Regions from separate parts of the Mus musculus genome. Here all the other regions are linked to region 1. The links are chromatin loops, found by intact Hi-C in ENCODE. Cell type or tissue: heart. All regions are shown on one strand. Links, peaks and the distances in the headings refer to the core of each region. The heading gives the core; the rest is flanking DNA.

Region 1 (8,036 bases), core at 1,944-4,443:
CTAGGGCTCAGGTTTGCCAACAACTCCCGGCAAGCGGGCATGGCAACCTTTTTGAGGACAGAGTTCAAACCTCGACCCACGACAGAGGAGAAGACTAAGCCAAATGGAACAAAGTTCAGAAGGGAAATATTCGTCCTTCCCTCCTCTGGAACCCACCCATGATCAGGATGCACACATAGCTGTCATTCCAGCTGGCGTCTGGCTTGCCTGGCTTCCTTCCATGGAGAAGACATCTTGGCCCTGCTTGCCACCCTTGGACCCTGGGGATGGGACCATGTGTGACCAGCATTTAAGGCCTATTTGCTTTGCCATTCAGCCAAGCCCTGTAATGAGTTTGGCCACTCTGGGGACACTTTAGGGTCCAGCTGTCTAGAGACTCTGGGACACAGGAGAAGTTCATCATGGGAACTTGTGGGAGCTGCCAGATGGCTATCTGCTGTGCGTGTGGATTTTCTTGTCTATATGCATCTGAGGGAGGGGATAGGTCTGATTACAAGGAAGAGTTGTTTTTGCTACAGTGTGCACTTGAATCCTGTCTTTAGGTCTTGACTCCCCTGTTCAGTTGAAATAGAGACTCATTACTTGACAGAATCTGCTTGATCTAATCCAGATGGGTGGAACGTTGGGGGAGCCCAATGGTGTGACACATTCCTCAGCTGTGATCTCCTCCCAGAACGGTCTATGGGACTTTGTGCCCTACCCTCTGCCCTATCAAAGTTTCCCTGGAGCAGCCATGTTGGGAGAGCATACTTTGACCCTCGAAGGTTGCCAAAGCTTGTTGCTACCTTGGCACCCACTCCCTGAGGTCATGTCGCTGAGAGTAGTTTAGTCCCAGCTCACTCCTCCAAGAAATAAGCTCAAGTATGTATAAAGACCTAATCAGCCAGCTCTGTCCAGTCAGAGCTGAGTACAAGTCACCCCCACTCCCTGCCACGCCACAGGGCCCCTGGGATCACTAAGACCCCCTCTGTTTCCACATGAGCGTGTGGTATTTGAGAAACCAGGACTGAGGAGCCCAAAAGACCCGGTTCAAATCCTGTCTGTGCTAATTCCTTACTATGTGTGCTTGGGCAACTTTCTCAGCATCCCAGAGGTAGGGCCGAGGTCCCAGACTCCGTAATGAGAAATGGGAGTCAGCTGAGTAACAACACTGAGGGAACTGTTTGGGGGTCATGCCACCCACCCTAGCCACTGCTGTGTGTTCTCAGTTATACTAGTGAAAGCAGGCAGGAGGTCTCGGTCCCCGAGTGGCCCGACACCTGGGTAGCCTTATGAGCCTGGCCTTAGTCATCCCCCAGTCCCACCTGCCTCGACCTGGGCACATCTGGATGGCCCACAGTGGCTGGGCACAGCTTCTTGGTTCGGATTTCTCCGGCTTAGCTCTCCCCAGTGCTCAGGGCACCTTCACGCATGGTGACAAGATCCAACTGAGAGGCACACGGGATGGTTGTGGCTGAAGATTTTATTACAAGCAAGCCAGCCTGGTCAGGCCAAGGTTCCCTGGGGTCAACCACCTGGTTTCAGGCTCTGAACTCGAAGTAAAGGTCCCGCCTTTGGCGCTCTTGAGAGGAAACTCTCTTCCCTGATGGGAAGGTCTGGTAGGTCCTCTTGTAGTCAGGGGATAATCTTAGTAGGTTCCACTTACTCTTCTCACTCAGAGGAGGCCTGAGGGTAAGGATGGGCCAGCGTCAGGCAGTGCGCCCCGAGGAGCGGGAGGAATGTTCACCATAACCCTTGTGCTCACTATAGCTTTGTGGCCCTGCAGCCATTGGCAGCGTGACATCTGCCGAGTGAACAAGGACTCGGGAGAAAAGTGACCTGGATTCTGGCCCTGCCTCCTGCTGGAAACAAACCCATGTGACAGTGAACTGCTGCTACTGTTGCCCTCTTGTTATCCTCTTGTTCTGAGGAGTAAATGAAGCTCTTTGTGTAAAGCACTTAGTGCAAGGTGAGGAGAAACTCAGCCGTTATGGGAGATGCTGACTGCTGCTGTGGTAGAGATGGTGGTGGTGATGATGGTGAAGGTGATGGTGGTGGTGATGGTGGTGCTGTAACTCAGAAAGGCTAGAGACTCCCCAGGATACAGAGTTGATCGCCGACCGTCCCCAGCCACTTAAGATACGCTATCTGTATCGGGCATGGCACGGTCAGCAGTGCAGACTACTGGATAATTTGGAGAAGAAAGAGATACAAGGACCTGAAGATTCAAGAGGGGGCATACATGGCAAGATATCAGAGACCTGTCCCCAGGAAAGGCTCAGTTTCAAGGGACTCACTGGCTCAGAACTGGCTCAAGAGAGACACAGGCAACCCAAAGGCTGAGCTGACCCACAACAAACATAGGTCTCTTCCCAGACGGGGTCTTCAACCATCAGGTAACCCGCCCAAGCTCCTGAGGTCTGCGCTGGACTCAGTTTACTTTCTTATGTGCCAGACCCATCTGTCTTACAGAGAGGCACTTTTAGAGGTACTAAGACAGTGTCGGCAAAGTGTACCAAACTCTGTGGGAGCAGCTGCTGTATCTACATCTGGATGCTGAGGCTGGGACTCTTGAGGCAAGCAGGGGTTAAAGGTTAGAAACCCAAATGTGTCCACTGACCTCCCAAGTCCACACCCCTCCCAGACAGACACAGGTGGGTTGCAAAAGTGGGGAGAGGAACAGGCTTCGAGTTGGTCTCTAGGTCACCTCCCTACCACTCCCAGCCATAAGGCCCCTGGGAGTAAACTTGCGAAACCTGTGCTTTGGTGGCAGGAGGGAGGGAAGGTCTTCCCTGGGGGCGGGCGAGGGGCTCTCTCAAGACACCAGAGCCGGGCTGTAAGGCGTTTCTTACTTTTTAAAACCTGGCTAGTTAGACTTTTAAGATAATCTCATGTCCCTGGTGCAAGACTAGGATCCCAGCATACCCTAGACTGGGTTCCATAGAAGGTGGGGGGGGGGGGGACGGGACGACGACAACAGGATATGGGTGGCAAGCTGATGACCTGTCCCTTGTCCACGTAGTGTCCCATTCATCCACCAGAGGGCAGCAGCTGTTTGGACTGGTTTGGACTGGTGCAGCTTTGAGAAGGGCCTTTGCAGAGGAAGTAGCAGTCAAGTTCCCACAAGCAAAGGCTATGGAGTATGTATCTGGTCAGGAAAATACTTCCTGATCCTCCCATGAGGGTTTCTGGCATCCTGCCCCCCACCCCCCAAAAAAGAGCTGCTGGATCTGGGACTCTGCAATAGCAGGCACCACTGGCTGTGTTAACTGTTTCTCAGGGTCATGGCTCCAGGGCTGGAGGAAGAGGAGATGCCCTGTGGATGTGTGTTTGTTGACCGCAGAGAGGAGGAGAGGGACACTCACAGGTCGGTGGGTAGGGGGTACCGGTCCGGCTCCTTCACAGGAAGTACAAAGTAAGGAACACGGGACAGAATGCCAGTCTTGTCTTGGTAATACTTCCGCTGCTGCTGGACTGTCTACAGCTCGGCAAAGAACACACAGCAGGTTGTTGCTGTACCACCTGTTCCAAGATACAGCTGGCCAGGGGTGCGGCAGCCCCACCCCCACCCCAGTGTTCCTGGTGAAATCCGTTCCTCCATCTATTGGGGATAGTGACATCATCACACAGCAGTTTTGATGCAGAGAGTAAACGAGACCAGGCTGCTAAGAAGTCTGGAATTCCAGTTTAGCATCTGCACACCTAAACACTGTCCACGCAAGCGTGCTCTAAGCACACCCATGTCCACGCAAGCGTGCTCTGCTCTAAGCTCTGCTTCTCCTTCACTCCTGGAGCAGGTGTATCAGTTGTGTCAGCCTGGGGAGCAAGCCTCCCACTGACACACTGATGTGACCCCATGGTTTCTCAGAGTCTGAGACCATCTACTCATCCTGTCCCGGGGGAACTACCCTCACTCAGGACAAGTTCCCAGCACTGACACCAGGCAGTATCTGTGTCTTTCCTACCTGGATGGGAAGGTATTTGTGAGAGAGGATGCTGCAAGGACTAGGGCTCCCGGAGCCTAGAGGGAAACGATACCTCATTCCCACAGGTGGGCAGCAGGTGGGCATGCTAAATCAGAGAATCAAAAGCACTAGGGGCATGGCTGGGTTCCCCCAGCTTCATCTCTCCATCGTGGACAGTCTGGTACAGTGGGGTGCACTCTTAGAGGGATGGGGGCTGTGGAGGATTAGTGGGTACAAGGGAACTTCGGGGGGGCCTTTGTGTATGATTTCTCTTGGGGTTTGTTTTCAGCCTTTTCCTTCATGTAGGAGGTAAGCAAGTCTCCCGTGCTGGCTAGTTTTATGTCAACTTGATACATGCTAGAGTCATTTGGGAAAAGGGAACCTCCATTGAGGAAATGTCTGTCCTGTAGGCAAACCTGTGGGGACATTTCCTTGGTTGCTAACTAACTGATGTGGGAGTGAGCAGGTCATTGTGTTTGTTACTATCTTTGGTAGGTGGTCCTGGATCTTATAAGAAAGAACACTGAGCAGCTATGGGGAGCAGGCTGGTAAGCAGTATTGCCCCACGGCTTCTGGCCCGGTTCCTGGCTCCAGGTTCCTATCTTAAGCTCCTGTCCTGGCTTCCTTCTGTGGTGGACCGTGATGTGGAAGTGTAAACCAAAGAAAACCTTTCTGCCCCAAGTTGATTTGGGTTGTGGTGTTTTATCAGAGAAGTAAAAACTCTACCACAAAGCTATAGAGTCACAAAGACTTCAGGAAGCAGAAGGAAGGGGTAGGGGACATACTTGAAGACTCCCCAGTTACATTGGATGTGAATGAGCGAGACAGAGCTGTAGAAAACCCTGGATTGCCTCTGCCCCTGGAACTCTGAAAAGGCAACCCTGTCTCCGGCCACATAGGCCTTCCCAGGCTGGGACCAGGCAGTCAGCTCACCTTGTAAAAGTTAGTGAGCTCAGTGGTGCGCCCGTTGTCCTGGTTGGATCGGCTGTAGGTGGGCTGGTGCAGCCATCGATCCCAGTTCTGTGAGTTATCAGTCAGAACCAGGGGGGAGTTAGGGGAGAAGATGGTGGGAAAGCAACCCCCACTGAGGAGCGCATAGCTCTTCTCCAAGCCTGTGTTGCGGAGGTCCTGGAAGTACTTGAAGGTGGTGTTGCCATAAGAAGAGCCAAAGGAGGAAGCCACACCGGGAACATGGCCTTTGTACCTGTAGGGACGGCAAGGAGGGGTGGAGGAAGACACAGCTTCATGACGTCCATGGCTAGTTCCCAGGCGGGCTTTTGATGACTGAGGGTCCCTGTGTCCCTCTGGCTGAGAAAGGATTCTTAAAGAGCACTAGAATGCTTAGGTCTTGGAGGAAAGTCACTCGAACAGGCCCCTGGATCCCTATAAACCTCGGAATACCCACACATCTCTCAGTGAACCTACAGGAAAATCAGAGGTGGATCCTCTAGCTTTTCTGAGCGCAGCCAGAAGATTCAGGTGCTGCATCTGACCCTGGTCTTCTGTGCTCATCCCATTAGAACGGGAGAAGTTGGTGTAAGTTGAATGTTGCAGGGCCTAAGCCTAATTGCGTTCTGTCTAGGTTATCTGTATCCCCCTAAGCTTTGCCCAACTCTGTGTCTGACCTAATATCCAGTGACTAATAACTCTTTTGAATGCACTAACTTAAAACCCTATTTTCTACTAACCAAAAGGCTCAGTGAAAATGTTGTCAGGTAGCATGTGGGACGTATAACAGAGAAAACTTTGCTTCAAGCACCTACTCAATGTTCCTCCAATGTATTTTTTAAGTGTCTTGATTCATGACTTTGTTCCGTCACTATAAAAGCTTCTTCCAGCATTTACCATGTTGGAACACAAAGTTTGGGGTAATCTAACTCTGCTTTCCAGGCCCACAGGCACTCACATTTGGCTCTACAGTAAACTCTCTCTCTCCTTTGTTGGTGGCTTTTTGGTCTTGCTTTTTAATTAAAAATTCTTTTTGAAGCTTCATACGCGAGTACTGAATTTACATCAGCTCTATCCCTCCAGCTCCTCTCAGAGCCCTCGCAGTCCTTCCCAAGATAAGTTGTTTTCCAGTTGGCATTCCCTTGGCTTCACAAGGTACTTAGTCACGTGACTCGGGGCCTTGATCTGTGATGCTAAATGCCCACGAAGAACTCTTTTGATGCCAAGGAGGCCCAGCAAGAGAGTCAGAAGATGTGACCGTGAAGACTCAGTGGCCCTTTTGAGATGGGAGAGCCTTGGCTACATGGCGCTAACAGAGGAAAGATGCCCAGCAGTGTCAGACACAGACCAAAGCTTTCCAGCCAACATAGATACCACTCCCCTCTGCTCCCTGCCTTCCAGCGTCTGACTGTCCTCCCTACTGGGAGAGCAGAGGACAGATCCCCTCCACTCTGGAAATGTCACTTTTGATTATTTTGTACTTAAACCCACTTCCCTGACCATTCATTTGAGTCTCTCCATCCTTTTCCATTCACTACAGAGAAAGAGGGAAAGAGGGAGAGGGAGAAAGAGAGAGGGGGAGAGAGAAATAGAGAAACAGAGACAGACAGATGGAGAGGGAGATAGACAGACAGGCAGACAGACAGACTGCAGACATGTGTGGAGGCAAGAGGTGGCTCTTGGGCTCCTCCATTGCTCTCCACCTGACTTTTTGAGGCGGGATCTCTCATTGCCTCTGGAGTTTATATGGTTAGACTTGCTGTCTAGTGAGTGCTGTGGGCCCTCCAGACTCCCAGGGCTCACATCATTGAAGTATTCTACCACACTTGGATTTTTAACTTTATGTGGGTGCTAGGCAACTGAACTCAGACCCTCAATTCACCTTTGTCTTAGTCACTCACTGTTCTAAGGCTGTGAAGACACTCCACAGCCTAGGCATCTCTTATAAAAGGAAGCATTTAATCAGGGACATACTGAGAGTTTCAGAGGGTTAGTCCATTATCATCATGGCAGGGAGCATGCATGGGATGGAGAGCTATATACTGATCTGCAGATAGAAGAAGAAACACTCGGCCTGGTATAGGCTTTTAAAACCCAATGCCTATCCCCAGTGACACACTTCCTCCAGCAAGGCCTCACTGACTCCAACAAGGCCACACATCTAATCCTTCTAATCCTTTCAAACAGTTCCACTACTAGTGACTAAGCATTCAAATCTAAGAGCCTTTGGGAGCCTGTAGCCATACCACAATGCAATATGCATTTAGTCTAACTTCAAAAGTCCACATAATCTTTCATGGTCTCAACAATGTTTAAAAGTACAAAGTCCCTGAGACTGAGACTAAAGCAATCCCTTAACAATAACCCCCTGTAAAATCAAAAGCAAAAAGCAGGTCACATACTTTCAACATACAATGACACAGAATACACATTATCATTCCAAAATGGAGGAATGGAAGCACAGTGAGGAAATACTGAATCAAATCAAGACCTAAAGCCGGCAGGGAAAACCCCAAATTCTGCATCTCTGTGTTTGATGTAAAAGCACTCTTCAGATCCCAAGTCCTTCCGGCTTTGTTGACGGCAGCACACTTTTTTGTCTTGAGCTGGTTCCCCTCCCTGTCAGCAGCTCTCCTCGGCAGGTACCCCCACAGCACTGGCATCTCTGACATATCAGGGTCTCCAACAAAATCCAGGCTATAGTTTCACAGCTTCGCACAATGGTCTCTCTGGACTTCCATGCAGAAACACCCCCAACACATATGCCTGGCCTCAGTGGCTTTCCTTTGCTGCAGAGGAAAATGCCACAAACCTTTCCCTGTATATCCATCCTTTGATAAAGCCAGAGCCATGTGATTGAAGCTGCCAAGTTCTTCTGCTTGCAGCAGCTGGAGCTTGCTGCCCTTTGTTTGATTACATGTGTGTCAGCTTTCTGTTGTTGATGGATTCCTTTACTGCTTAAGCTTTCTGTTGTTGATGGATTCCTTTACTTCTTAAGCTTTCTCTCAATTCCCTTTCAGTCTTTTAAAGGCTGGGGCTCCTTTGGGGTCTGTTCTGATACACAGGCCATGGCCTTCACCATAATCTAGCCTAGGAGTCCCCTTCAAGCACAGAGTGCTGCATGCAGCTGCACACTACACATCT
Region 2 (8,036 bases), core at 2,152-4,651, 59 kb after region 1:
CCACAAACAGTCATGATATGCAAACTGTATGTCACGAACTGAGCTAGGTATTAAGGAGAGAGATGCCTAACCTCCTGGAGCTTCCCTCCTGTGAATGAAGTTCACCTGCCACGTGAGTGTTATCCCACAAGCTGATGGATCCAAGTAGCCCCGTTCTCTGTGGTTGACGTACACATTTTAGAAGGTGCTGGGATGGTGGTTAAACAAAAGTGAGATGAGACACTCAGCCTTGGAGTCAAAAATCCATTGCTCCTATGATCATGGCTGAACTGTAAGGTGTCCCAAAAGATGTGACAGCGCTAGTTCAGTGAAGCCTCTGCGGGACTCAGCAGTAGGAAGGGAGTGTAGACACAGAAAGCTGACCTAACCCTGGATCACATTAGAGGTGATCTCAACAGGGGAGGCAAAGGGTCTACTCTTTCCAGTAGCTGTGGCTGTCTGGAGTGAACACTCTAATGTTTTCCTTATAGCAAGTAGATGCAAACCTCAAGAGGAAGTCCTAGGGACATTTAGCTACTCACCCACATGTCCATTCATCTGCTCATCCATTGTTTCATTCATCCATCTGTCCCATCCCATTCATGAATCCTACCTATTCATGAATCCTACCTATCCATTCATCCATTAAACACATCCATTCCATTCACCCTTCTGTTCATTCATCCATTCACTTACCCATCTCCTCACCCTCTGCATTAGTCATGACTGTTGCTAAAAAGAGGATCAAGGCAAGGCTCTGTCCTCCAGAAGTCGTTTGTCATGGGAAGAGGAGAGGCACACAAGAACCAGGCTGTGTCACTAGGAGAACAGACATCTGGAAGAGCCAGAACTCTCAAACATCTGTGCTCTCTAAGGAAATGTTCAGTGCCCACCACTGGGGGAGGTGAGCCAAACAGATAAACCTCAAAGAGCAGATTTCAGGCCTGCTGTCAGGACCACAGAAAGTATGGCTAGGGCCAGAAGCCTTCTCTTTGTCTCCAAAGGGTGGCATCACTCAGTCAGCTTTTTCTGGTTCTACAAAATAATAATAATAATAATAATAATAATAATAATAATAATAATAATAATAATAAGGAAAGCATCCCCAAGATAAAATATGGCTTTCTTATTTGGTGTGAGACACTCTGTGATTAATAAGGCAGGGGAAACAGGGAGAAGAGAAGGGCCCAGTGCAGACTGAGTGGATACAGAAGAAAGCAGACTCAGAAACCGGGGAGAGAACCAAAGAACTCCACCCAGGGCCTGTCTACAGATGCCAGAGCTCTCAGGAGCTCAGTGGTAAAACCCTTACTGTGAAAAAAGGGAAACTGAGGCTCAGAGGCACATGGAGGTCATGTGAGAAGACTCCAGGAGAGCAGGGGCAGGACATATGTCCTCCACCTCCTCTTCTAACCCTCTGTAGCTCTCAGCAGCCAAAGCACATGAATGCTGCAGAAGAATCTGAAGAAGAGGTTGCTGATTCGCCACAGTGGGCATTGCCAGAGCAGACACCGAAGCGCAGAGAGCCTGGATCCATCAGGATTCCGGCTATAGACAAAGTAAAAGATTGAGGAATTTTAAGGGGCATTGGATGACCACACAGTGAATCTACCAAACATTAAAGCTCATTTTAGGTTTTCCTAAATGCAAAACAGAGGGAAGATAGAGCAAAGTGGCCTATCTCCTAACTGTGCCCTCCCTTCCCCCACCCAAGAGAAAGCAGGAAAGTCACATGGGACCAGGCCTGGTGGAGGATGACCATTCAAGCCACTCTTGGCCAAGACCTAAGATGTGAAGAAGAGACACAGGCCAACCTTGGAGTAAGGTGCTTGGAGCTAGGTGGGGGCTCAGGGCTTCCTACCTTGGAGTTAGAGAAGAGGACTATCTGGTTCTGTCCAGTGGTGTTAGGGACTGCCAGGAGGTAAAGACATGGTACAAGGGTGGAAAGCTGCTGGCCAGGGACCATAAGGTCCCCAAGTGTCCTAGAACCAGGGCTTTCTCCAAGAAACCTGGAACTTTCATGAAAACATATTAGGAAGAGGTTTTATGTATCCTGTGTAGCCTTACCAGGACTTTAAGGGGCAATGGCTCCTTCCACCAAGAATGCCAGCTGCTCTGAATAATTCAGAAGCCAGGAGCACAGTGGCAGCCGGACTGAGCCCGGGGCACTTGACACCAGCTCCCAGGGGAGGACGATAAATTATTGACAGGATTCTGGTGCCCAGTTGGTGCTCTGCTGTGGCCAGTCTGTGAGCCCATCTGCACTTGAGGCCTCCTCCCCATTGCCCACCTACCTGATAATTCTGGCTTCTCCCAGGCTACTCTGTAGGGTTTCCATGAGGGCTGCCCTCTTTCTAATGGGTGTGCTTCTAGGGCCACATAAGGGATGTGTGGTCAGCCTGGGGAACCAAGACCCAGCTAGACAGTAGGTTGAAAAAATTCTTTACTGAGATATCAACTGTCCATTTAAAACTTTATTGTTTTATGGGTTACGATCTTTTATTTATTCATGTTTATTTTTTTGAGGAAAGGGGAGCTGTTTTATACACACACACGCATTACCACCACCACCACCACCATCACCACACCACCACTTTAAGATCTTCAAGGGTCAGTGACAGCCTGGCTCTGTTGCTAGCGCTCACCTAACAGAGAAGACCAGACCTGGCTGAGCCCTCTAAATGCAGGTCACACACAATAGCAAGGAGAAGAGACAGTGAGGCAGAGGGCCTGCAGCAATACAGAGCTGGATCTCCACACCAGCATGGAGGGTGGGGGTGGGGGGAGATGGCATCAGAATCTTTAAGAGGAAAAAAAACAGCACAAGACTTGCAGAGGTTGCAGAACTAGCTACCATCACATAACTACCGGGGGTGAAGGCCCCCTGAGGGACTGCTACATCTGATTCCAGAGCAGAACTCTTCCATAGTCTATGCCTCCTCCCTTATGGAATGACAGATCACATGTCCTTAGAGCTTGACCCAGGGGGCAAGGAATGGGAGATTGGCCAGGAGGGCGGTTTGCTGCATGTTGCAGGCAGTGAGGTGTGGACTAGCAGTGGAAACAGATTGCAGTATTAATACTGGTGTTGCCTTCCATTTCCTGTCTGGACGAGGCTTGAAAGCTTGATGGGAGGGGTCATTTCAAGGATTCGCACTCGCCAAGTTCTCCTCCCAAGCCCCTCCCGAGTCTAGGATCTCAGACTGTAAAGGAAAAGAAATGTAGAAGACATCACCAGAGGCTCTCTCAGCAACTGCAGGGGAATGGCTCCCTCCTGCCCCCTGGGGGGTGTTTTGTAACATTGCAGCACCTTAGTAGATCCTAGGCACCTCCTTTGGCTACTCTCGGGCGTTTCAGATTGAGAACAAATGTGCCTGAGTTCCAGCCCTCAGCAGTTGCCTGGCAGGGCTTACTGGGGTGACAAGGACTCACAAGAGCCTGTCAGCAAAGGCTCAGGGTAGGACAGCTTCTCCATGTGTGCCCCAAGTGGCAGTAACAGCATCACCGTGCTTGAAAGTGCACATACTCAGGGCTCTCCCACCGCCACCTCCAGCCTAAAGGTGTAGCCTGCAGAGTCAGCAGATCCCTCTGGGGGAACTGTTAGAATATTAAAATTGGGTGTGCTGTGAGTGTATGCACTGCAGAAACCAGTGAATGCTGCAAACCAGCAGTGACAGCAGGTCTATGAGGAGTTGGCGCATCCCCAAGACTCCATTGATGCCACTGATGAGCCAAGCACTTGAGGCCTTTACAAGGCCAGTGCGTTCCTTCATGCCCACTGCTGACTGTTGTGATCTCACCAACTTGGTGTTCTACCCCTTCTCTTTATAAAGACAGGACATAAACTCCCTAGCAGTGACTTGGGATCTCCTGGACCCCAGCTCAGGACTCAGTGCTCCACCCACCCACCATGTGTATCTGCAAAGTGACGAGAACCCAAGATGGGACTGGAAGCTTCTATGGAACTTCTCTGGGAAGAATCAAAAACCCCTAAGTCTTAACTTAGCACGGGGGGATGGGAGACGTGCGACTCAATGAGGCCGTGAGCTTGGGGGGCAAGCATGTCAGAATCATCTCTTACAGCTGTTCCCACTGTGTGCTCTTGACACAGCTGGGAGGACTGGAGGGGGAGACATACATGTTCATGTGTATATGTGCACATGTGTATACAAATGTATGTCTCCTCTTCCTCTCCCACCCCATGTGTGCACATATGTGCTTGTGTTGCACACATGTACGCAAGACGTCAACATTGGGTGTCTTTCTCTATTTCTATCTACCTCATCATTTCTTGAGACAGGGTTTCTCACTGAAACCAGGGCTCACTGATTGTGCCAGACTGCCTGGCCATCGATGAGCTCTGGGGCTCACCTATCTCAGCCTCTTCATGCTGGAGTTAGAGATGAGCACCTCTGCTCCTGACCTTTTGGGGGGAGGGAGGGAAGGAAGGAAGGAAGGAAGGAAGGAGGGAGGGAGGGAGGGAGGGAGGGAGGGAGGGAGGGAGGGAGGGAGGGAGGGAGGGAGGGAGGGAGGGAGACAGATAGGCAGGCAGGCAGACAGGCAGGCAGACAGGCAGGCAGGCAGGCAGGCAGACAGGCAGGCAGACAGACAGGCAGACAGACAGACAGACATACTAGGGATCTAAACTCCGGTCCTCACTTTCATGAGACAAACATTTCAGTCACTAAACTATCTTCCTAGCCTCAGAATTTAAACAAACAAACAAACAAAACAGTGTTCTCCCTTAGTATTTTATAAGCAACAAGCATGTTTTTGTCAGAACTCACTCATATTTGTCATTAATTAGTTGCGTCGCTGTCCCCTTTCTTGGCCCCACCTCTCTCTACAAACTTCAAGTAGCACAAGTGTCCCCCAGATTGCTTCCAAGTTTCACATACTGTGTGTTCCTTGAACCTCTTTGTCACTTCTGTGGAAATGGCATGAGTTCTCTGTGGGTCCAGGTGGATGTACCGCAGGAAGGCATCTCTCTGAGTCCTCTGATCCCTCCCAGGGCAACAGCTTTCCAGTCTCAGCATTGATCAGGCACCCACCACTGCTCAGCCATTGAGGACCCTGGTGTGTGGGGAACCGCAGATGGAGTTTAAATATAGAATACACAGGCTGTCCTGTGAAGACCACAAGTAACAATTGGAGCATCAGGTGGAGGGCGTGTCGGGGGGACAAGCACGTCATTTATGAAGTGAAATTAAGATCATTAGCTTAGCTTAGAAGAAAACTAAGACAAGAAAGCTTAGGTGAGTTTCCCTGGGCAGACACCACCCATGGAAGCATCCGAGCTGGGTTTCTGCTGCAGAGATTGTCTCTGGTGTGATTCTTTGTGCTTGTCTCCGCTATACAACTGAATTAGGGGGGACTCTGTGGTCCCAGGAGCTTATGCACAGCAAATGTGGGGTGGATGTATGTGTGGTGTTGGTGATGCTAGAGGCCTCTACTCCAGTCAGGAAGTAGAAGAAAGGAGTGCTTGTGTAGCTAGAGGTCTAGGCTGGGCTGTAGCTCAATGGCCAATCACTTACTTGTCCAGTATGATGCAGAGTTCAGTCTCCAACACACACACACACACACACACACACACACACACACACCCTGACACTGCCACCCCCGCCATCACCACCACCATCATCAGAAGCCTCGATGCCTTCCCACCACCTTCCATTATGGCATCTGGAAGCTTCCATACTGCAGGGGACCAGCTGCAGTCCCGGTGCTACGTTCCCCATCTCTATCTGTGGACACCACTTAGAATTCTTTCTTCTTCATTTCCAGGGGACACTTAAGGGGTCAGACAATCTCATAACCTCAGGTTACTGGGCTACTGTCTCCAGTACCAGGCTAGGGTTTTCATGTTTCTCTCGGTCTCTGTGCCAGCCAGACACTGAGATCAGCCTTGCTCTGGCGCTGGCAATGTCCCTTCTGCCACTCACAGGCTGATAGGGACCTTCTGCATGGTGCTGCAGAAAGTGGTGGAGGAGAATCGGGTAGAGGTGACCGACACGCTGATGGATGACAGCAATGCTATCATCAAGGTAAGTGTGTTGGACAGTCCCAGACACTCCACCACCCAGTCACCTAGGAGCCTGCTGCATCTCCCACAGACGAGGGTTTAGAACCATGGTTCTCAACCTTCCTAATGCTGTGACCTTTCAATACAGTTCACTATGCTGTAGTGATCTTCAGCCATAAAATTATTCCTACTGCTACTTCATAACTACAATTTTGCTACTTCTATGGATTGTAACGTAAGTATCTGTGTTTTCCTGTGGTCTTAAGGTCATTTGACACACAACCCCTCAGGTTGAGAACCACTGGTCTAGACAATGCTCCATGACTGACAAGGGAGGCAGCAGGGGACACCAGGGAGGCTCTGCCAGAGCTGATTGGTATGAAGGCTGGTGTTAGAAACCCTGTGGTGTGGATGGGTCTATGCCAAGTGGATACTCCACTTTTCCCATGTGCCAGGTGAGGTTAAGAAGGTTGCCCCCCACTGATGTGTGTCTCCATTTGGATCCAGCTCAGGAGGGGATTAGAGGTACCTCTTACCATCCAATGGCTAGATTGACCCTTGCCAGCCCTTCTAAGGCAGGATCAATCTAGAGATTCAGGATCAGGATCAGAAAATGCTTCTGCTCCATTTGTCCATTTCTGATCAAATCAGCATGGGCATGTACGTCCCCGAGTTACCCTCCAAGTCCTCTGTGGCCACTCACAGGCAGCCAGCAAGGTGGTGAGGAGCCTGACCCATGGATAGGATTCTTGGTTAGATCTGTGTAGCAACTGCAAGGTCAGCAAACGTATATCAGCCTCACAGGCTTGTTCTAGGGGGTCAAGGGCATACAAAGAAGGTGCTTAGAATGCTAGGTGGTGTATAAAGAGCGTTTATCTCCTACCTTAGTTTTACCCCCATGCAAATTAAGGCTGTGCCTTCTAGACATGGTCCCTCCACCTGGGTTCTGTTTAACATCTGCACCCAGATGTGGTGTTCCACTTTCTCCAGAGGGAAAACCAAGGCAGCTCCCCAAGACTCCCCTCTCTAGGCTATCAGTTAAATCCTCAGAAGAGTTGAAGAAACGCTAACTGCACAAGGTTGTAGGAAGCCCAGGGCTGGGTCTTCTCTGAGAAGACATGCTCAGCTAACTGTACCACTTTGTCAGAGGAGCCCCCTTGTGCCTAGGTTCTAAGGATGAGGAGTTGACCTAGTCTTTGGGCGCCTGGGAAGAGGAGAGTCAGGTACAACAGAATCAGGGTCTCACTGAGCCAGCTGACACCTCACCATCCATCTTACTCAGCCTTATTCTCTCATCTAAACTGAGGTGGGAAGGTCCTCACCTAGTCTTCATAGGGAGCGAAAGTGCCTCCCAGATGCCACAGGCACCAGGGTACTGCTCTTGCCTGCGCAACTGCTCACTGTCCCTCTCCCTTCAGACCAGCCTGAGCATGGAGGTCCGGTATCAGGCCACAGATGGCACTGTGGGCCCCTGGGATGATGGAGACTTCCTGGGAGATGAATCCCTCCAGGAGGAGAAGGACAGCCAGGAGACAGATGGGCTGCTACCTGGTTCCCGACCCAGCACCCGGATATCTGGCGAGAAGAGCTTTCGCAGGTAACAGGCTGGCCGTCTCTTCTTGCCCACTGCTCTCAAAAGGCCTGGGAAGTTGGTGCCTGGAGCCCGTGCCCTGGAAGGCCCTCCAGGCCTGGCTGTGCTCAGACTGCAGAGCTGAGCTGTTATAGAAATATTTAAGAGTTGGAAAGATGGTCACACCATCTCTCACCTGCCTCTCAACCAGAGGCTCTAGCCAGAATGAGAGGCCAGGCCTGCTCCAGTCCTGAGGGAAGCAAAGATCAGAGAGAGAGAGACAGAGAGACAGAGAGACAGAGACAGACAGAGAGACAGAGACAGAGAGAGACAGAGATCTAATATAAGGGGGAAACTGGATCTCCTGCCCTCATCGGAGACATGGGAAAAGAGAGTGGGAGAGGCCTTGGTTTCTATGTTCTAAGACCCACAGTGTCAGCCAGGCCCCCTGGCAGCCTGACCTCT
Region 3 (8,036 bases), core at 3,300-5,799, 270 kb after region 1:
CAGCTAGGTTGCTGTTTGGCTTCCTCAAGTGCTAGTCTGAGGGCAGTCATTTGGCTGCTTGGCCAACTACCCTTCCCTGAAGCATCTAGGGTACAAGGCTTATAGCTCAGAAGGTCAAGCTGCTATCTCTAACATTCTTGCTTCTTTACAGGAAAATTTAACACCAGGGGCACTTATAATAAAGAGTGCCTTAACATCAATGGTGATTCTTTATAGTTTCCAACAGTGCTTAACCTTCCCAAAGCCACAGGAGGAGAGGTCCCCCAAGTCAGTCTCAGTATGAAAGCCTTATAGGAATTTAGGTATAAGTAAATATAGGAATTTACTTATACATACTTACTAATTCTTGTTCAAATGATGAATAATTGTTTTCATTCATTACTGATGAGGATGGCCATTAAATAAACTGATCTCTGTCTGGGAGATGGCTCGGCTCATAAAAGCATTTACCATGCAAGTTGACCTGAACACATGGTAGAAGGAAAGAATTGACTCCCCAAAGTTATCCTCTCACCATACACTCCTGGGCTCCAACACATATACATATACATATACATATACATATACATATACATATACATATACATATACATATACATATACATATACATATACATATACATATACACAATAATAACGAATAGAATTGTTTGGGGGGGCTTGGGGGGGGTTCGAGACAGGTTTTCTCTGTGTAGCCCTGGCTGTCCTGGAACTCACTCTGTAGACCAGGCTGGCCTCGAACTCAGAAATCTGCCTGCCTCTGCCTCCTGAGTGCTGGGATTAAAGGCGTGCACCACCACTGTCCAGCTATGAATAGAATTTTAACAACCGATCTCAGATAAAGCTGTATACAGGACAGTTTAGTTTTCAGCCTTCTAGAAGCGCTCAGAGTAACTGAGCAATTGTATGTTATGAACAAAGAAGTAACTGATACCTATGTGCCCTCCCCGAATCTTCCTCCCCATTTTAGCTGCACCCAAATGGAGTAAAAAACACCTTTTAAATAAGGAGCCATTCGTGGTGCCATGGAGGGCAGGGAGTTTTTAGGGAGTTTTGCCATGGACTGCTTTCCTCAAGATTCCTGAGAAGGCTAGGGCGGTGATTGAAACCAGAAGATTGGCAACACAAATATCTACTAAGTGCAGCTCTGAAATAGCTCTGTGGGGGCCCAAGGCTATGGAGCTTGCTTACCCAGAATGCAAGTTTGGACTGTGTCTTAGTTAGGGTTTCTGTTGCTGTGAAGACACACCATGACCAAGGCAACTCATAAAGGACTACATTGAGTTGGGGCTGGCTTACAGATTCTGAGATTCAGTCCATTATCATCATGGTGGGAAGGATGGCAGCATCTAGGCAGACATGGTGCTGAAGAGCTGAGAGTTCTACATCTTCATCCAAAGGAAGCCAGGAGCACAGTGGCAGTCTCCCAGGCAGCTAGGAGGAGGGTCTCAAAGCCCACCTCCACAGTGACACACTGCCTCCAAAGAGGCCACACCTCCTAAGAGTGCCACTCCCTAAGCCAAGCATATTCAGACCACCACGGCTGGCTTTATACTTAGGAAATAAGATTTAGGAATATGAAACAATGTGTAAAGGTAAAGGCTTCATGATTCCTTCATGCATCTTCCTTGAATAGTAAGCACTTACTAGCTACAAATAGCCCAGTGACTGTGAAGAGATAGAAACTAAAGTGATACATGGTTCGGGCAATGAGTTACTACTGTTGTTTCCTGTGAAGAGCCAGAACCGTCCTGCATGACAGATTCTTTGCTCCAGCCTTCTGCTCTCCTCCCCTCCTGAGAAAGTGTGAGATACACTTTCTTGGACAGAGACTTAACCTTAAAGGTAGGAATCAGGAACATAATTTGAAAAGATTTTGAATCAATAACTGAGATCCTCCAGGTGTTAACATTAATATTTTGTTGAATAATCTAGAATATGGGATACAGAGATAACTTTATAAATGAGAACTGGAGAGATGGCTCAGTGGTCAAGAGCATATACTGCTCTTGCAGAGAGCCTAAGTTCAGTTATCAGAATCTACTTCAGATAGCTCACAACCTCTGGTAACCAGTGCCAGGGGATCTGATACTTTTAGCCCATGTGGGGTACCCACCCGCACACACACATATTCAATTAAAAATCTTGACATTCTTAGCAGGGCGTGGTGGCGCACGCCTTTAATCCTAGCACTTGGGAGGCAGAGGCAGGCGGATTTCTGAGATTGAGGCCAGCTTGGTCTAAGTGAGTTCCAGGACAGCCAGGGCTATACAGAGAAACCCTGTCTCAAACAAACAAACAAAAAATCTTGACATTCTTATAAATTTATTAATGATCCTTAGCCCTTCATATTGCCATATCAATAAATACAAACTGCAAGAAAATACAGTATAAGCCTGGTGCAGTAGTACATAACTAATTCCAACAGTCAGTGAGCTAAGGCAGAAGTCTTACAAGTTCAGGGTCAGCCAGGGCTTCATAGAGTGACCCTGTCTCAAAAACACAAAAAACAACAAACCCCTTACTTTAAAAGATAAGCAAATAACAGCTGAGCATAGTGGCTCATCCCTGTGCTGAGAAGGCTAAGGCAGGAGGATCTCCCTAAGTTAAAGACCAAGGCTACAGTGTAATAATACTCAAAAACAAACAAATTACTGAAAACTTAATAACCTAACATAAGACCATGGATCAGCCATTTGAGATGGACTTAGTGGAGCAGTTCTGGTAACTTCGGGTATGGTTTGATAAAGCAGTCACTACACAAGGATGCATCATGTTATACATCTCAAACATACACATTTTTATCAGTCAGTCATACCCCTTGTTCTTAAGAGCCTTTCCTTCCAACACACACACACACACACACACACACACACACACCACATACTGAACATACACATACAGGCACACAGTGCACACTCACACTGCACACACACACAACATATGAACACACAATGCGTGTGCTCCTAGCCTCCCTGGAATCTGGGTTATTCACTAGTCCCCAGATAACTCAGATTCTGTGTATAACGGATTCGTTCATATATAGCTGATTAGCTCTGTCTGAGCCTTCAGGTTTCATCTTGTCCATTTTCTTCCACAAAACTTTTGGTGCTGTTTTTCAAGACAGGGTTTCCTGTGTAGCTCTGTTCTGGAACTTTTTACTCTCTCTGTAGATCAAGTTGCCCTCAAACTCGGAGCAGCACCCGCCTCTGCCAACTGATTGCTGGGATTAAAGGTGTGCTCTACCACACTAGGCTCAAACTTAACCAAACAGGCATGGTTTCCCTGCATAGCCCTGGCTAAGCTCAAACTCACAACCATTCTACCTCTGCTTCTCAAGAACTCCAAGGAAACTGGGTGTCTCATTTCTCACCCCACACCACCTAGACTTGTCCATCTGTCCTCCATGGTGTCTCATGCATGCCCATTTCACCCTTCTTATCTGTGGGGAAAAGCCGCATCAAATGTACCTGTACCCTGCACCGTGTCTAACAGTCAAGAGGCCCTCAGTAAGCTTTCACTGAGGAAAGATGAATCACAAGGGAATAAAGAAATGCATGTTGCTGACGTCAGCAAGTGCTAATGGCTTCATACTCATTCACAGCCACTTTGGAGTGATATAACATTGTGAAATAACCCAAGCTGGGGGCAGGGCTGTTATTACAGAAATGAACAGGAACCTGTGACCGTGGAAAATGTCTGCCTGATGCACTGATGGGAAGGCGAGTAGCTGAAGAACCCCAGGTAGGATCAGGAAGTGGGCTGGTCACCTGAAGGATGAAGACATGGTAGAGAAGTGGGGCTTTCAGCTTCAGTCCTCAACCTCCGTGGAAGGGAGGAAGTACAGGCTCACCCCTGACGGCTAGCGTCTCAGTCAGGCATATCAACATAATGAAACAGCCAAAGGGGCTGGGTTTGGGAAGCTCCCAAAGGCTACACGTGGAGGTTCCTGAAGTTGGTGTACCCAAAGAGACGAGAGGAGCACCTACATCTTCCCACATTGCTTGCCTCCTGTGTCTCTTCATGACACAAACTGCTAATAAATGGATAAAAGGAGTGCGAGTGATTCTGAGTTGTAGAATATCTCTAGCAAGTTAATTGAGTCCAAGGAAGATGAGGTGGGAATCTTGGATAGCCAGTTGGTCAAAAGCACAAGCAAACAACCTGGGCCCTGAGATTGGCATCAGGGGTGGGCATCTGCCCATCTGATGTCAGCAGTGTGGATTGTTGAGAGGGTAGGAAAAATGATTCTGTTTTTTCCATAGAATGACAGAGAGCCATTTTTTTTTTACAACTGCAGAAGACAGAAGCAATCAAATGCCCAGTTAAATGAAAACCTAAACTATAGTGAACTAATATAATAAAGTACACTGTACCCTTAAAAAGGTAAATAAATTAGGGGCAGGGACAGGTAATAAACAGTTCTGTATCTTTCCTAGGGAAATGTCTGCCTCCAAATTGGGGTGATGCCTGCAACCCAAAGAATCCATATATGCAAGTCCAGTGTGACGAGAAGAATGAGTTTATTAAAGGTTGCCCACGGAGTGGAAGACAGCTGCCTGTTTACTGGGATTCCACACTTCCCACCCATCAAACTTCTATTTTTTGAGGTTCTAAAACGGAGAGCAAAATTTGTACAAACCTGGGCTTTGAGTGCCACCTAGCGTTAGAACAGCCAGTGTCACTACAAACATATTAGACCTAGAGCTAGGAAATGTTTGTTTATGTCCACTCTGCTCTTGTCCCTTTGTTATTATTGTTATCACATTTATTTAATGTATGTGTGTTTGTGTGTGTGTGTCTCTCTGTGTGGGTGTGGGTGTTCACATGCCTGGAACAACATACACATATGCATGTTAGAGAGCAACTTGTGAGACTTCCTTTCTTCCAGCATGAGGGCCAAGGGATTGAATTTGGATCATCAGGCGTGGTATACGAGCACCTTTTCTTGCTGAGCCATTTTGCTGGCCAAACCTTTCTTACTAAGTTTTCTACTGGTCTCAACAGATTGGATTCAGGTTCCGGAGTCTACACAAGTGTGGGTAAGAATGGAGAAAAAGTAGAATCCATGCACTTTGAGTAAGAAATGTAAAATGGTTCAGGGTCTGTGGGAAAATGTTTCCTAATTCCTCAAAACTGTAGGTTTTCCATATGATCCCTCAGTCCCGCTCCTCACTCCAGAACATGTCACAACTACCCAGAGCCTGGTGCCTTGACATCTGAAGCTCCATGAGACATCCCTCAGAACAGATCCCTCCGTGTATCTCCCATCCCAGTGCTGACAAGGGCCATCTACAAAGCCTGTCTGAGTCCACTCCCACCCACAAAGAAGCAGTCACCGCCATTCCTTCTCAGACCTTATATTAATTAAACTCAAATCAAAAGAAGGACTCAGGTTGGTCAGCACACTGGAGAACCTTAGGTCCAGCATTGTCCTCAATTTTGGTCTCAGAATCATTAACAAATCATTGTCCGTTCTAAAGAACAGATTTGTCTTAGGCCTGGAATCATGTACTATTCTCCTGATGTCCTCTACCCCTTTCTCCCCTGTAAAAAGACAAGTGTGTAAATGTGTGAGCACTTTGACCCAGGAGATTGTGGTGCTTTATATATGCTTGGACCAGGAAGTGGCACTATTAGGAGGTGTGGCCTTCTTGGAATAGGTGTGTCATGTGGGTATGGGCTTAAAGACCTTCATCCTAGCTGCCTAGTCTTCCACTAGCAGCTTTCAGATGAAGATGTAGAACTCTCAGCTCTGCCTGCGCCATGCCTACCTAGATGCTGCCATGCTCCCACCTTGATGATGATGAACTGAACCTCTGAACCTGTAAGCCAACCCCAATTAAATGTTGTCCTTTATAAGACTTGTCTTGGGGGCTGGTGAGATGGCTCAGTGGGTAAGAGCACCCGACTGCTCTTCCAAAGGTCCGAAGTTCAAATCCCAGCAACCACATGGTGGCTCACAACCACCCGTAATGAGATCTGATGCCCTCTTCTGGAGTGTCTGAAGACAGCTACAGTGTACTTACATATAATAAATAAATAAATCTTAAAAAAAAAAAAAAAAAAGACTTGTCTTGGTCATGGTGTCTGCTCACAGCAGTAAAACCCTAACTAAGACAGAGATAAAGGACACACTTGGAGTTTTTCTCACTTAGTAAATTTTGCAGCTTATAAATATGCTTGTTTATTTGCTTGGTTTTGATATAGGATCTTTCTACATAGCTCTGGCTGCCCTGAAACTTATCATGTAGACCATGATAGGCCTGTAATTCACAGAGATCCACCTGTCTTTGCTTTCCTCCTGAGTGCTTGGATGAATGGTGTGTGCCACCATGCCCCAGATAAAATATAAATCTTAATACCTTGTCTCCTGTATAGTCTTAGTCAGCTTATCCTGGGGAACCCTCAAAAGTTAGAGGGAAGGCAGACATGGCGGTGCATTTCCGTAATCTCAGCTGAAACAGGAGGGTTGATCACAGAATAACAAAACAGAAAGCAAGCAAAGGAATAAACAAAAAGCCACAGGAAAACTCAAGTCCAAACAAGCACCAAGTCTTGAAGTTGATCTCTATACTGTCCTCTCTATACAGGCAATGCTCTTCCAAATTTGTGGCCTGGCAGTAAAGCCTTTTCCTTTAGAAAGTCAAGCCTGGGAATGTTAGGAATAATATTCAGGTTTGGCAGGGGAGTGGGACATGGGACATTTGAATCAAGGCCTCCTATAGTGAATGAATCGCAGTGACACAATACACACCGTGGGCATGCATGCATGCATGCATGCGTGTGACACACACACACACACACACACTTTGTTTCATAGGTATCTACCTAGCTTCGTGGCACATAGCTTGTAAAACCCTAGGAATCCCCATAGTGGTGCGTGTCCTTTTATATGCTATTGAGAGGACAGGTAGAGCTCCTGGGTAGCCTCAGTGTGACCATCTGGTTACCAGGGGAAACAGCTCTCCAATTAAAAGCTTAGAAGTGTCAACTCTGCCCAACCAGGAGAACAGAGATGAGCTGGGGATTTGGTGAATAAGTCACTCATGCAGATGTGATGAAGTCTCCATACACATCCCAAAGCTGAGAAACCCAGTGCTTCTGGGTTGGAGTGCATGCCCAGAGAAGACATTAAACACGCCCATTTCACAGGCCTTGTGCTGTGCCTGACTTCTACCTGACTGTGGCGCTTCTCAAGGATGCTCCCAGGGAGGGTGTTGCCCATGAAAAAAAACAATTTTTGTAGTTTGTCTTGAGATGCAATCTTGCTTTATATAGCCCAGGCTGGTCTCAAACTTGGGATTCTCCTGCCTCAGACTTTTCAAGTGACTGACTTTGTAGGTGTATGCTGCTGCACCTGTCAAGAGCCACTTTTGAGCCTTCCTCCTGTGGCTCAGGCTGGATGGATAACTAACTGGTGGTAGAGGGTTAGAAAAGGCAGCCTTAGAGACAACTACTTTTATGGACCCTGTTTTGAGACTGAAACGCCTCTAGGACGTAACAGGGCTCTTGGAAATGATAGAAAAAAGTAAAAATTATTAAGGAATCATGCTATGCACGAGATGTCTTGTTGGAGAGAGTCTGAAGTTCTAGATTGTTTGAGCTGCTGATTGTGTGGACTATGGGGGTGTCTTAGGGTTTTACTGCTGTGAACAGACACCATGACCAAGGCAACTCTTATAAGGATAACATTTAATTGGAGTGGCTTAGAGGTTCAGAAGTTCAGTCCATTATCATCAAGGCGGGAGCATGACACATCCAGGCAGGCATGGTGCAGGAGGAGCTGACAGTTCAACATCTTGTTCCGAAGGCTAACAGAAGAAGGCTAGCTTCCAGGCAGCTAAGAAAAGGATCTTAAAGCCCATGCCCACAGTGAAATGCTTCCTCCAACAAGACCACTATTTGGAGAAATAGTGCCACTCCCTGGGCCAATCATATTCAAACCATCACAGGGAGTTTTGCTTGTTTTACTTTGATTTAGCAAAACTCTATGAGGAAAATTCTTCCTTTTTTGTCTCTCTGGCTGTCTTAAG
Region 4 (8,036 bases), core at 2,674-5,173, 90 kb after region 1:
CTTTATAGGCAGCACATCAGCCCACAGGGCTTAAGTGTTAGCTATAAAATAAAGGCATGGGGGTTAGAGAGGTAGCTCAGAGGTTAAGAGTATTGGCTGCTCTTCCAGAGGTCCTGAGTTCAATTCCCAGCAACCACATGGTAGCTCCCAACCTTCTATAATGATATCTGGTGCCCTTTTCTGGCATGCAGACAGAAAACAGTATACATAATCTAGATAGATAGATAGATAGATAGATAGATAGATAGATAGATAGATAACCATATCACAGATTTAAACAGGTTTTTGACAGTGACTATTGACTACTCGGGGTATTTACTCTAACCGAAGCCCTGTGGTAGCATTAGACTCTTCCCTTGCCCACAAGTTCATCAAAGCAGCAGTAACTGTGCTCACTGCCCACACCCTTTCCCCATCCTGGTGCATCTAGGACAAGGATGGGGACCATGAGTGAGCATGGGATCTCACAGCAGATGAGAACAATGCACAGAGCCGCACTTCTCTTTTGTTACCAAGGAAGTGCTGTCTCTCCCTGAGTGCGTCCTCCTGAGACCCGCTGAGTTTTATCTTTGAACACTTCCTGGGTTGGGGTGTATTTCCCAGGTAGCACTTGGTTTGCTGGTTATCTGTATGCCCTTTCACACCGTGGTGTGCCTCACAGTCCATAGCCTGCTTGATCCTGTAACATGATGCTCGATGTCCACACCCCTATGTTACAGTTCTCTGGGGGTTATGCCAAAGAACACATGTATAAGTCTATACTACAAAAAGGACAGAACTTGCAGAGGGCTCAGATTTGCTGGCTCCTTGGTCGGGGTTCTTCTACACACAGCCTATAAACAAGTACTCGGCTTTTGACATTGTAGCACAACATCATCTACAAATATGGTGGGCTTCCTGCAAAATGAACACAAGTAGTAAGAAGACGGTTCCATCCCCTGGTAGGAGACGGGGCCCTACTCTTCACCCATTCCGTCTCTCAGAACTCAGTAGCTCACCACTACTGCCCACATGAGCTTTGAGCCTCATGGGAAATGAGGGACACAGGCAGGCACTGCTCGGAGGGAGGGGCCGCCAGCCACAGCACTCTGCTCTCTCTCCCCCCCAGTACTTTGTCTTCGACTTCCATGTCTCTCCTGATGTCATGTTTGACAAGATCATCAAGATCTCGGTGAGTGGAGGGCTGCTGAAGCTAGTGGGCAGGACCACACTGACTAACGCAGGACCTCAGCACGGCCCTGTAATGTGCTGTTCATAACACAGCAGCCCTATGCCTGGATGCATGGCTGGCCAAAGGGGAACAGAGAATGGATATTGACCCCCTCTTGCCCCTTCAGCTGGATTCCTCTGTAAAGTGTAAAACCTACTCATATATGTAACGGCATTGGGGGGAGGGGAGCATGGCGTTGGGCAGGAGAGGCTGATGCTGAGCTTTCAGCAAACCAGCCCTGTTCCCTGCCAAATACCTTCCCACTTTACTAAGAAAGATGGAGGTAACACTATCTATCATCAGTGGGCCCTGCCCCTGCCCCTGCCCCTTCACACCCCATCCCCAAAGGCTACTCCCTGCAGAGCCTGACTGGCTGCTTGTGATTCTGCTCTGGAAGGTTATCCATTCTAAGAACCTGCTTCGGAGCGGCACCCTGGTGGGTTCCTTCAAAATGGATGTGGGGACTGTGTATTCCCAGCCTGGTGAGTAACCCCTCAAGAACTGGCTCGTGCATGCAGCTCCAGAACATGCTTGCTATTTGGCTCCTGGCATCCATCAAGGAGCACAGACACAGCCCACTGTCCATGAGTAGGGCAGCCACGGGAGTGGCAGTGAAACCGTGTGCACTCTACACACAGATGTAGGAGTCGTGTGCGCCATGTCTGATAGGTGTTTGCTCATTATGGGGGAAGGGACCTGGGAATAACAGTACAGAGAGGTAGCTCAAATACACGTGGTACAGGAGAACATCACCTCCCCTGTGTCCTATGAGAGCAGTTATACAGAGGGCAGTGAGAGCCCTGGAGGGGCCGTGCCCACCCACTGCCTCTGGCTGGCACCTGCTGAGCAGAAAAGACCCTGCTGTCCTTACAAAATCCCCATCACCCCCTGGCAGTTAAGAGGCCTGAGACTCACAGATGTGCCAGGGTTTGGCCCAGCCAATCAGCTAGTCAGGGGGATACCAGGGCATGTGGTATCCAACAAGTGAACCACCCAATCTAAGCGTGGTAACAACCAATGGCAAGTGTAATGCACAACTTTGGGGCACTCTGGGCTCTAAAATCGCTTTTCACAAGGGACCCCAGTTACCCTAGGAGCAGCTATGGCAAGAAAGGCTGTGTCTGATTATAATTCCACAGGTACCTATGGCCAGCGCTGTATAGAGTTGGTATGGGCACCCCAAGAGTTGGTATGGGTACCCCAAGTGATGGTCTAGAGCAACAGTTCTTAATCTGTTGGTCGGGACCCCTTTGGGGTTGAATGACCCTTTCACAGAGGTCACCTAAGACCGTCAGAAAACACAGACATTATGATTCGCAACAGTAGCAAAATTACAATTATAAAGTAACACTGGAAATAATTTTATGGCTGGGGGTCACTACAACATGGGGAGCCATGTGAAGGGTCACAGCATCAGGAAGGCTAAGAACCACTGGTCTAGAGGGCTTGTCACTAAGTGGCCAACTTGGGGATATCCATGTCCCTGAAGTGAAACTACTCAGAAATCAATAATTACCCTACAAGGCCCTTTGTTGGTGACAATACAATCTCAATCCAAATTGTCACATTTGACATAAATCAATTAAATAAATAAATCATAAATCAATTAAAGACACAGTAACATCCCTTCAGCTTTACAGAGGAGCCAATGAGCAGAGAGAAATGGGGAGGGGCTTGGAGGAGCCACTCAGAAGTAGGTGAAACAGTTGGCATTTTCTTGTGGCCCTAATAACACTCAGCTGGTGCCCACTGTAACAGTGACTTGTATCAGGAGATGTGAGTCTAAGACATGAACTCATGGGTCAAACCATTCCAGATGTGTGAGACCTCAAAACACCTGTAGGCTATCTGTCCAGATAGAGAGCTGGACTGGGGGTGTATCTCAGTGGGGTACTTGCCTGGCATAGCCAAAGTGCTGAGTTAAATCCTCTGCCCTCTATAATCCAGGTGTGGTGGCACACAACTATAATCCTAGCCCTTGGGAGGTAGAAGCTGGAGAATCAGAAGTTCAGGGCCATTCTTAGCTATATAGTAAGTACTGTAACTATGATTCATGAAAAGAAAGAACAAGCCGGGCGTGGTGGCGCACGCCTTTAATCCCAGCACTCGGGAGGCAGAGGCAGGCAGATTTCTGAGTTCGAGGCCAGCCTGGTCTACAGAGTGAGTTCCAGGACAGCCAGGGCTATACAGAGAAACACTGTCTCGAAAAACCAAAAAAAAAAAAAAAAAAAAAAAAAAAAAAAAAAAAAACAAGAAAAGAAAGAACGATGGATAGGCCCAAGGTGATAAGGAGATTTACCTTAAAGTAAGAGGGAGAGCCTGTTCTGATACCCAGGCCTTCCCACAGCCCCGTACAGGATGGGAGCCTCCTGGGAAGCAATGAGCTACACTTTGCTACATTGCTTCGCAGGAGACAAGCCCAGCCGTGCCCATAGGCTTGAGTGCTGCCAGGGTCTCTGGAGATGGTCTCCTCGCTAGGCCAAGCATCAGCAGACCTTCAGCCAAGATAGAGTGGGAACTTAGTATGTGCCCACAGTGATTGAGTTCTGATTGAGAAACTGCTGCTGAGGGCAGTGGTGGAGTGCCCCCTAAATCCCAGCACTCAGGAGACAGAGGAAGGAGGATCTCTGAGTTCGAGGCCAGTCTGGTCTACACGGAAAACGCAGCTGTTATGGAGGAGGTGGGTTCAGACACTGGACATGTTCCAGTAGGTCTAACTTCTCAATCCATGTAGACGTGGTTGTTCCTGTCTGACAGTAAGGAAATCGAGACTCTCCAAGTCCAAAACTACTGTGGAGTAACTGTCAGACAGAAGTTGAGCTCAGGCCTTTGTGGGCCTCTGCACTAGGGTAACCCACTCCCAGACTTACTGCTCCTCCCGGTAACCTTCCAGAGGCATGGCCAACCTTGGCTTGATTGCAAGTGCAGGAAATTGCTTGCTGCTGCCCTCTGCTGGAGATGAGTTGTAGTTGCCGTGGCCAGAGCTACCCTTTCCTTGGTCGCGGCTCTCCAGTTGTTCTTGCTTCTCCAGCTGGAGATTGCAGCCTCCAGACTTGAGGCCTCAGAGACTATGAACCCGGTGTGCATCCCACACAAATGCCCCTCAGCTGCATCCCTGACCCTCAGCCAACCAGAAGTGGGACACTCACACCCAACTCTATTTCATGTATGTCAGACCCAAATCTGCCGCCTGTATTTTTTGCCACCTATAATCTTCAGCCATGTTTTTTCAGGTTTATCTTCCAATAGCTTTTGGGTTTAAAGGTAAATTCTGTTTTGCCAGAATTGTGATCTTTCCTTGCCAAATTCACTCAGTTTCACCCAACCATGTGCATGCCTTTTCCATCTACCCACTCATACAAACATCCACTCCTTTGTCCACAACATAACAGACCCTGCTATAAATTAGTCCACCCACCATCTATTTACCCATACATTCCCAAGGCCAGCGGGCAGCCACACTCAGCCCTTGTCTGTCTCGCCAGCTCCTTCCTATTTATATCTGCTCAGAGCCATGAGGTCCAGGAAACTATGGCACCCTCCTCCTGAGGCCACCAGCTCATCAGAGGGGCCCCAGTGACTCCAAACACTAAGGTTTCCTGGCCCCTCAGCACCCTTGACTCTCAGTTGACACTGCTATGGCCATGACCGTCGTGACAGCTGGGCCAGCCGACCCACACACACACAGGCTGTATTCTGCTCCCTTCCCCAACCTCAACTCGAGGGTGCCACTGGGCTCAGAACCTTGGAAGACACAGGTGGGAAGGGAGGGGAGCGGGGTGAGTTCTGAGCCCCTGCAGATTTCAATTCCTGCAGGAAACTGTTAAGCAGGTCTCCCCACCTCGTACCTTATCACTAACTTTAAAATCAACCCAGTGGGGACAAATCTTCCTAAAATGCCTCCTTTGCTGACACTTGTACCTTTCTCTACACTGTCCTGTGGCCTGGGGACACCAGAAGGCACACTGCTAATCTCTGCACCAGTCTCAACATGGAGACAGGCATTGCGTAGGTGATTTCTGTGGTGGGGGGCATGCACACGGGACCCTGTGAGCACTGAGAGGTCAGGGCCTATTCCTCTGAAGGGGTCAGGGGACGCTGCATGGAAGAGGAGACTCTTGGATAAAATGATCCGTTTTCCAGCTAACTAAGGAGGAGGAAGAAGGCGAGGACATTCGGAGCAGACACAATGACCTAGAGTTTGGCTCTGTGTAAGCTCAGGAAGCAATGGGTACTTTGCCTGGACAGTCCTGGGGTGGTGGGACCAAGCAGGGAAGAGAGTAGCATTGCCACATGTTTGGCTTCACCTCAAGACACGGAGAGACTCAGAAGGGCTGAAAGGAAGAACATGATAGGTAAAGCCTCTATTATAGTAGGCCCTATCTAGCAGCTATGGGGGCCAGCTGTAGCAGGGACCACAGCAGAGACTGCAAGCTGTGAAACTGACTTGGAAGCAATTCGGAGTCCTGACACTTGCTCCTGGGCAGGGTCTCGCTCAGCCCTCTGCCTGCAGAGGCCCTCTGTCTTCACTGGCTGAATGCAACCAGAGCCATGGCCTTGAGTCTCCTGAGCCTGCAGCCTTGAGCTTGCAAGCCCTAGCAAGCACTGAGCTTGGACGCCCTGTGGAATCCTGGGATAGATGGTAAATGCAATGCCCTTCCACCTCTGCAGAACACCAGTTCCATCACAAATGGGCCATCCTGTCAGACCCCGATGACATCTCTGCTGGGTTGAAGGGTTATGTAAAGTGTGATGTCGCTGTGGTGGGCAAGGGAGACAACATCAAGACACCCCACAAGGCCAACGAGACGGATGAGGACGACATTGAAGGGTGAGGCTCCATCTCCCCTAGAGACCTGAACACAAAGTTCCCCCAAAGGAAGCTTGTAGAGTGGTCTGAACCCAGAATTCTTACCATTAGCCCCCTTACTTCCACACTTCACCCTGCCAGTCTCTCCTCTGGGGCCCAAGGCAATGTGGTCACCGGGGTTAATGGAAGGTAGTGCTTTGACATCTAGACTTCCGGCTGAGAAAGCTGGTGGGAAGAAGAGATGCTGGCGACTAGAAGTCCTCCTGCTGCCAGGGTCCATGCCATGCACTCAGATGAGATGTCACTCAGGGCGCCAATCTTGGGCCACAGATAGTGGCTGCTGAGAAACACTCTGGGACATTGTCTGGACTCTCAGAACGTGCCTGGGCCTGGTCTTCCATGGGCTGGGAGAGGAGACAGCTCCTGGAAGTTCTTGTCTCAGGGAAGACACAGAGCTGTGAAAGCTGATGCCACACTTAGCATCCCGCATTACAGTTTACAAAGCTCTGTAGCCTATGTACTGCCTTCCTGAGATGTGGCTGTTAGCATCACCGCCACCTTAACGAGGAAGAAACTGGGGCTTCTCCTTCTGTTGGAAAGTGTTTCTCAGAATTCTAAAAATGGATAGGTGCATGAATTAGTATCTTTAATCATAGTCTGGGTCCTCTCATGCTGTCCTTCACAGATTATGCTAAGCCCCAGGCAGCTGCTAAGATGGTGTGTGTGTGTGTGTGTGTGTGTGTGTGAGAGAGAGAGAGAGAGAGAGAGAGAGACAGAGACAGAGACAGAGACAGAGACAGAGACAGAGAGACAGACAGAGCACATATGCAAGCATTCACTTGCTTTGTCTCATCTCCTCCCTGTCCACCATCCGCTCTGCCTCTCCTCCCATCATAATCCTTGCATAGCTCTTGTTCTAAGGACCTAAGAGGCAAAGAGGGTTCTCTAAGCCTGTCAGTGGAGATGACATGCTGCCTGTGCTCATAGGAACTTGCTGCTCCCCGAGGGCGTGCCCCCCGAACGGCAGTGGGCACGGTTCTATGTGAAAATTTACCGAGCAGAGGGACTGCCCCGGATGAACACAAGCCTCATGGCCAACGTGAAGAAGGCGTTCATCGGTGAGAACAAGGACCTCGTCGACCCCTATGTGCAAGTCTTCTTTGCTGGACAAAAGGTACTGGGGATGGAGGTGCTGAAGGCCGGGATGGTGGGCTCGGAGTAAAGGTGAGGGATGGGAGGAAGGGGCAGACCAGGAGGAGTCTGAAACCCCCAGCTGGAAAACACATGCACATATACATGCACACATGCAGGCACACTCGCGCTCACACACACACACACACTGGCACACATAATATGGCTTTTTTCCCACCAGGGCAAAACATCAGTGCAGAAGAGCAGCTATGAGCCGCTATGGAATGAGCAGGTCGTCTTCACAGACTTGTTCCCCCCACTCTGCAAACGCATGAAGGTGCAGATCCGGGACTCTGACAAGGTCAATGATGTGGCCATCGGCACCCACTTCATCGACCTGCGCAAGATTTCCAACGATGGAGACAAAGGTCAGCAGCATAGCATAGCTGTATCCAGAGGAGAATGGGGCATGATGGGAACATGACTGAGGCCCCTTTCCCTCACACCACCTCCGACCCCAGCCAGACAGGGTTTTTAAGGGTTTCATTTGTAGCCCCTGCCTCAAGAAAACAGGGACGTAATAATTCAAAACTCCTGGGAGCTGCCTGGATTTAGCGATTACCTCTGCTGCTTTTGCACCTGTTTCCCCATTGACCAACTGAAAATGAGAGTTTTCATACAGGGAGGTGCACGTGCTCTGTGTATGTGATCTCCATGTCTTTACTGGTAACTGATGAGAACAGTGACACCTGTCTACAGGCCTGTGGAACTGACTGTAACCCAGAATCCAGGAACACAGGGAGACAAAATGCCATTCCCGTGCCCCCTAATACGTCCAGACAGATAGACATGATACCAAGTGACCAGAACAGCAGGCGGAAGAAA

The links. Peaks named below come from ENCODE experiments on the same cell type or tissue, not always from the same donor. Only the 100,000 strongest peaks of a DNase experiment are listed, where the experiment ranks them.
Region 2: it touches region 1 in a loop (8-fold over the local background); 18 of 42 quality-filtered maps call a loop at or near these places.
Region 3: it touches region 1 in a loop (5-fold over the local background); 19 of 42 quality-filtered maps call a loop at or near these places.
Region 4: it touches region 1 in a loop (4-fold over the local background); 9 of 42 quality-filtered maps call a loop at or near these places.

What each region holds. Positions count from the first base shown.
Region 1 is chr5:30,477,497-30,485,532 of GRCm38, reverse strand. Fam166c (family with sequence similarity 166, member C) reads right to left here. Exons shown (of 4, transcript NM_029285.1): 2 at 4,878-5,148; 3 at 3,345-3,457; 4 at 1,446-1,665. The coding sequence ends at 1,521. Among named protein-coding and RNA genes, the nearest start is that of Fam166c, 15 kb to the right of the region's middle. In heart, for the core only: CTCF peaks have their summits at 2,834 and 3,033 (motif pointing right); no DNase peak of the experiment used is centred there; H3K27ac peaks cover 379 bases.
Region 2 is chr5:30,418,963-30,426,998 of GRCm38, reverse strand. It overlaps Otof (otoferlin), which reads left to right. Exons shown (of 47, transcript NM_001286421.1): 4 at 5,924-6,023; 5 at 7,420-7,598. Among named protein-coding and RNA genes, the nearest start is that of Otof, 39 kb to the left of the region's middle. In heart, for the core only: a CTCF peak has its summit at 3,264; no DNase peak of the experiment used is centred there; H3K27ac peaks cover 324 bases.
Region 3 is chr5:30,211,708-30,219,743 of GRCm38, reverse strand. No RefSeq gene overlaps it. Among named protein-coding and RNA genes, the nearest start is that of Adgrf3, 10 kb to the right of the region's middle. In heart, for the core only: a CTCF peak has its summit at 4,667 (motif pointing left); no DNase peak of the experiment used is centred there.
Region 4 is chr5:30,387,777-30,395,812 of GRCm38, reverse strand. It overlaps Otof (otoferlin), which reads left to right. Exons shown (of 47, transcript NM_001286421.1): 10 at 1,109-1,171; 11 at 1,608-1,692; 12 at 5,882-6,041; 13 at 7,008-7,194; 14 at 7,393-7,579. Among named protein-coding and RNA genes, the nearest start is that of Otof, 70 kb to the left of the region's middle. In heart, for the core only: a CTCF peak has its summit at 4,158 (motif pointing left); no DNase peak of the experiment used is centred there; H3K27ac peaks cover 294 bases; H3K27me3 peaks cover 235 bases.